Regions from separate parts of the Mus musculus genome. Here region 2 is linked to region 1. Evidence: chromatin loops called from intact Hi-C (ENCODE). Cell type or tissue: heart. All regions are shown on one strand.

Evidence for each region. Hi-C counts contacts between places; a loop is a spot of excess contacts. Peaks named below come from ENCODE experiments on the same cell type or tissue, not always from the same donor. Only the 100,000 strongest peaks of a DNase experiment are listed, where the experiment ranks them.
Region 2: it touches region 1 in a loop (2.0-fold over the local background); 3 of 42 quality-filtered maps call a loop at or near these places.

The regions. Positions count from the first base shown.
Region 1 is chr11:65,269,759-65,272,258 of GRCm38, reverse strand. It overlaps Myocd (myocardin), which reads left to right and starts at 2,270. Exons shown (of 13, transcript NM_146386.3): 1 at 2,270-2,500. Gm30586 (a long non-coding RNA gene) reads right to left here and starts at 2,334. Exons shown (of 3, transcript XR_001780238.2): 1 at 1,996-2,334. In heart, CTCF peaks have their summits at 1,037 and 2,035; a DNase peak (open chromatin) is centred at 2,238; H3K4me3 peaks cover 1,779 bases; H3K27ac peaks cover 2,150 bases.
Region 2 is chr11:65,386,621-65,389,120 of GRCm38, reverse strand. No RefSeq gene overlaps it. Among named protein-coding and RNA genes, the nearest start is that of Gm12295, 100 kb to the right of the region's middle. In heart, a CTCF peak has its summit at 1,179; no DNase peak of the experiment used is centred here; H3K27ac peaks cover 1,894 bases.

The sequences.
Region 1 (2,500 bases):
AACTCCTTTTGAGATGAAAACTAAAAAAAAAAAAAAAAAAAAAAAAAAAAAAAAAAAAAAAAAAAAAAAAAATCCTAGGGCAGGGAGACCTCATCTCACTAATCTCACTAAATAACAATAAAAGAAAGCCAGCAAAAGAGGGACTGTGGTCCTGTCCACAAGCACACACTCCAACCCCCTCCGTCCCTCTGGGTCAGAAAGACCCTTGGTTGGATCCTTCAGCTGATTTTATCACAACTCCCACTGAATAAAGAAAGCCCCACTAAGTTGCCGTGGGCATCTCCTCAGCCTTGCTGTCTTCAGTGTAAACATTCCTTTGGGTCTTTCCTTCTATTCTTTCTTTTTCATGTTTCACAGAGTTTCCTCCATGGGATAATTTTGTGATGTCCCTTATCCTGCTACCTCTTTTCTCTGGAGTCGCCCCTGCCCCATGCATCTCAACCCTGCTTAGGGCTGTTCTAGACATGCGGGCCTGACCCCTCCCAGTCCTTCCTCTGTTGTGTTTCTCTTCTTTGATGAGCTGGGACGAGAGAGACCTTCTCTATGTAACACACAATACAACATCTTCCCCTTCACTTCCAAGTTCAGGCATCTGCAATTATGTTACATTGCATAGCAAGTGGGAATAAGGATTCATCATCAGCTAGCCTGACAGAGTTTTTCCTTAAAGTAAGGTTAACTCAGAGAGAGATGCAGAAGGTGGGGAGGGAGGAGCTAGACTGATAAGATGTAATAAGAACTTGACCCACAATTTCTGTTTTGGGAGATGGAAGAACAGGCTGGAAGCCAAGGAACATGGGTGGCCTCTAGTAGTTGGAAAGGGAAAGGAAATGGAGTCTCTTCATGAGCTTCCAGAAGGGAACACAGTTCTGCCAACACCTTGATTTTTTTTTTTTAACTCAGTGAGACCAGTTTCTGACTCCCAGCCTTCAAACCTGCAAGGTAATGAATCGGGATTGATGTAAGCCATTAAAGCGGCTGTGATCTGTTCCCACAGGAACAGCCCAGTTCAGCACTGCTTGTGGAATGCACAACCACTGCCAGGCTACCACAGGAGGCAGCCTGTTGTAGGCTCGTACTGCCCAACCCTATTCACAAGAGGAAGTTGAGTAGCAGGGCTCCACCTCCTCTCTGATTTAGTGAGGAGGAGCATTACCTATCTCAGAAAACGAATTCCAAGATTCAAGTGCATTGGTGCAACCCAGAGAATGGGAAAAAGGAAGGTCTGGGCACCCTAGGGTGTCTTCAGCAACAGTTGATAGAGGCAGAAGACCCCGGATCAGGGCAGAGATTAGTCCCTAACAGATATTGTTACATTAGGCCTCCACCTGTCATTGTCATTCTCTTCAAGAATTCACAGCTTTGAGACAAAAGGGGAGATGTAAAGAATTGTATCTGGGAGCTCACGTGCATATAAAGTTGCAAATAGTGGCAAATTGTGTGTTGTATGTATGCAGTTCAATGTTTTTTTTCCAACTATCTAAATCTTTGTCTTAGAACATGTGTTGTACTTAATGATGCACGTGGGACCCTGTCACCCCAGGCACCCCAGAGACGCGCATCCTCAGCGCCTCTTTGGGTCCCTTTCCCACTATGAAAGGGACGTGAAAAACCTCTGCACTTTTCCGATCTGGCTTGCCCAGGCCACCGAATCCTACCCTGTTGAGTGCTCAATAGTACGCTCAACTTTTGCACCAATCGCACTCTGGGCTCAGTCCCCAGACACAAACTTTTTGTGAATCCAAAGAGAACATCCAACCACAGGGAAAGACTTTCTGCCACTTCTTCAGCCGCTCAGTAGCTGCTCCAGGCATCGGTCTCCTGAAGCACCACCGCTCGGATACAGAGGGGAAGCGGGTGCTCCCGGGAGTTGCAAGCCAACCCAGCTTCTTGGCCCAGGCTCCAGCGCGTTCTGGAGATGTACCTTCCAGAGCCCTGCAGTAAGCTGGGGACACCAGGGACATGCACACCTAGGACAAGCAGATACACTCCTACCGTCGCCAGGCGCCACCTGCACGCCGGGCGCCGCCTGCAGCCTTCGGGCATCCGATTTAGGGGTGCCAGTGCAGAGACTCCCGCCTGGGCAAGCAGCCTTGGCGCACTATTCTGCAAAGAGTTAAGAGCCGGCTGTTAAGACTCCTGGGGCCGCGTCTGGTCCCCAGGCCCCGCTCACCGCTCCTGATTGGCTGATCTCCTGTCAGTAGTAAAGAGGATCAGATAGCAAACTTGGGACCTTCATAAAGGCGTGGTGGCGGTACTCCGCGACCGCTGGCAGCCTATGACATCAGCCAGGAACGCCTAGGATGCGGCTGTTCCCGGCCACCCTCAGAGGAGGAGGGTCCTGCCTGCTGGGAGTTAATTAGCCTCGCGAGCGGCGAGGGGGGAGGCGCCAGTTTTCTGGGGACACTGGCGGCCACTGTGCGTCCTCCTACCCAAGGGAGCTCCCCAAGAGTTGGATGAATTCTGGGTTGTTAGCTGCTGTCCTCTGGGCTCCCGGGAG
Region 2 (2,500 bases), 120 kb before region 1:
AAGTTAAGCAGCCAGGGATAATCACAAAAAAAGGGGGGGTTGGGATGAGGAAAGTCAGACTTGGGGACAAGAAAGGACTGGGAAATTTTGTGAGCCGATACCTTCTAGCAATGAAATTTTGGTTCTGGGAACAAAGCCTTCTATAGCCATCAGTTCTGATCAATGGCATCATCTGGAAGCATAATAGATAGTAAGATCTATGGCCAGTGTTGAACACTTGAAGACGTTTGTCCTTATCGTTTCCTAGAAAATACAGTGTACAACTATTTCTGTAGCTTTGACATTGGGTCGAGCATTACAAGTGATGCAGAGAAGAAAGTGTCAGTGGAAATCATCTCAGTGGAACGCAGAGACTGCCAAGTTCCAGGAAGTCCTGAGCTGCGGTCGATGTGGGCATTCTGGGGTATGATGATCAGTTCCACACAGATCTGCAAGGAGGAGGAACTGCCTTTTCTCTGGGGACTTGCCCAAACCCACAACTCCAGTTACTGCCCCACTTTCTGCCTTGAGCACACAGCTGCCCTTCCTGTCTTCCTTGGGAAGGGGACATGAAGAATCCTTATGAGCTCTAGATCTCAGTGTCCTGCAGAGAATGCCTTGGCTGTGGCCATGCCTGCTGGCCCTGCAAGAATTTGTGAACCCTTTGTCCCTTATGTCAGGAAAGGCTCTGGGACAGTTTATCTGCGGGATTGATCAGCCTGACCGCACAGTCTGGCTATTAGAAGAAGTAGACTCTTACAGTAAAACAATAGTTCTGATCCAGGACAACCAGTGACATCCAGAAGACAGAACACAGTGGTACCAGCTGAACTATTCTATTGGCTCTCTTTGATCTCTAAACCACACAGACACGAGACAGAAATCAGATATTGCCCACAACGGGAGGCCTGGCCTGAGAAAGGCACCATGTACCAAAGAAAGATGGCTCTAGCAGTCCTGGCAAATTTGTCACTATCATCAACTATAGTCAGGCTTTTTTGGCCATGGTGAGTTTTTCCAGGAGAAGGTCTTTCTATCTTTGATGTCCTTTAGCCCTTTCCTCTCAGGATGTCAGAGCTGGCAAATAAAATTACAGGCTACCTTCCTATTACACAGAACATGCCTGTAATAAAACAGTATTTGCTGTTCACTTGAAATTCAAAGTTGCCTCGTCTCCAGTGCATTGTCCCAATCAACCGAGTGAGGTCACACTCTGCTTTCTGTCGGCCACTGACGGTTCTGTGGCACTTGCTTGGCTTAATCAAGTCAGTGAGCTCTTGGGAACAACCGCTACCTCTCCTGACTCTTCATGAGGCTGGAAGAACATAGATGAATTCGTGTAAGTTTAATGGGCATAGACTACTTCGTGGCACAGTGCATTGCAAGCTGAGGCTTCTTAAGGGGGACTGAATGCTCTGCTCCACTGCACAGGCATCTGGCTTCTGGAATGATGTTCTACCCCGTGTCTATTCTCTCAGATCCTCAAAGCGACCAGCAAGGCTTAAGCGGGGCAGCATAATAGACAAGCATATGTGACCTTCACATGCAATCCAACATTTTCTAATAATGACCTTTAAAACATTTTTTTAAAAACCTAATAACTGGTTGTGTAGTTAGTTCATGCACAATACTGTTATTTCAATATGAAATCGAAATGAAGACATTACTAAAGAAATACTTCGAATTGTTTTAACATGGGGTCTTCGGAGTGCTGAATTTAACAATAACATTTCCAAGCACTGGCTGAATCCAGCTTTTTAAATTTAAACTGGTATTAAATTCACCTTTCAAGTACCCAAGATCTACAATACATTGCCCCAATAGTTGTTGGATCCCCGAAACCTTTTTAACTCCACTAAGTAGGCACACAAAACAAACCAACACCCAGACCTGTCTGCCCTGTCTGTAGTCCTCACACACCCACCCGGCTTCGTATATATTCCGCTCCCCTGCAAGTAAACTAAACATTCAAAGAAGCGTTTTCATTTGGAAGCCTGGCACCATCCATGTGTGTGACCTGACATCGTCCATGTGTGTGTCTGTCTTCTTTGGTTCTTCAGGTCCTAGCTTTAGAGATGTTATTCCGATGAGTCAGAGAAGCCCGCTCCCGAAGCATCCTGGAGACAGGACTAACCTCGCCGCCCACTGAACTGCTCTGAGCCAGTCTGAAAACATGAAGGCCCGAAACCTCCCCCGCAGTCCAAACAGTTTGTGGACTCTGTCTAAATAGTCTGCTGTCCTAACCACAACTGAGGAATTTAAGAGAGCATTAAAGTACTTTAATGAAAATGTTGTCATTCAAAGGCTAGGGGGAGGTGTGGAATATTCCTCCAGCCAGACTCGGAGGCCCTGGCAGGACTCCAGGCGAAGTGTCAGGATCCCCGGGATCAAAAGGTGATGGAGAGATGCATCGGAGGAGCCACTCTGATAGCTATGGTTTCCATCCTGGGGGGAAATTTGCTGCAGCCTTTGAAGAGCTCCCCAGCCACCCAGGCCCTGCGGGGAGAGGCCAAGGATTCCT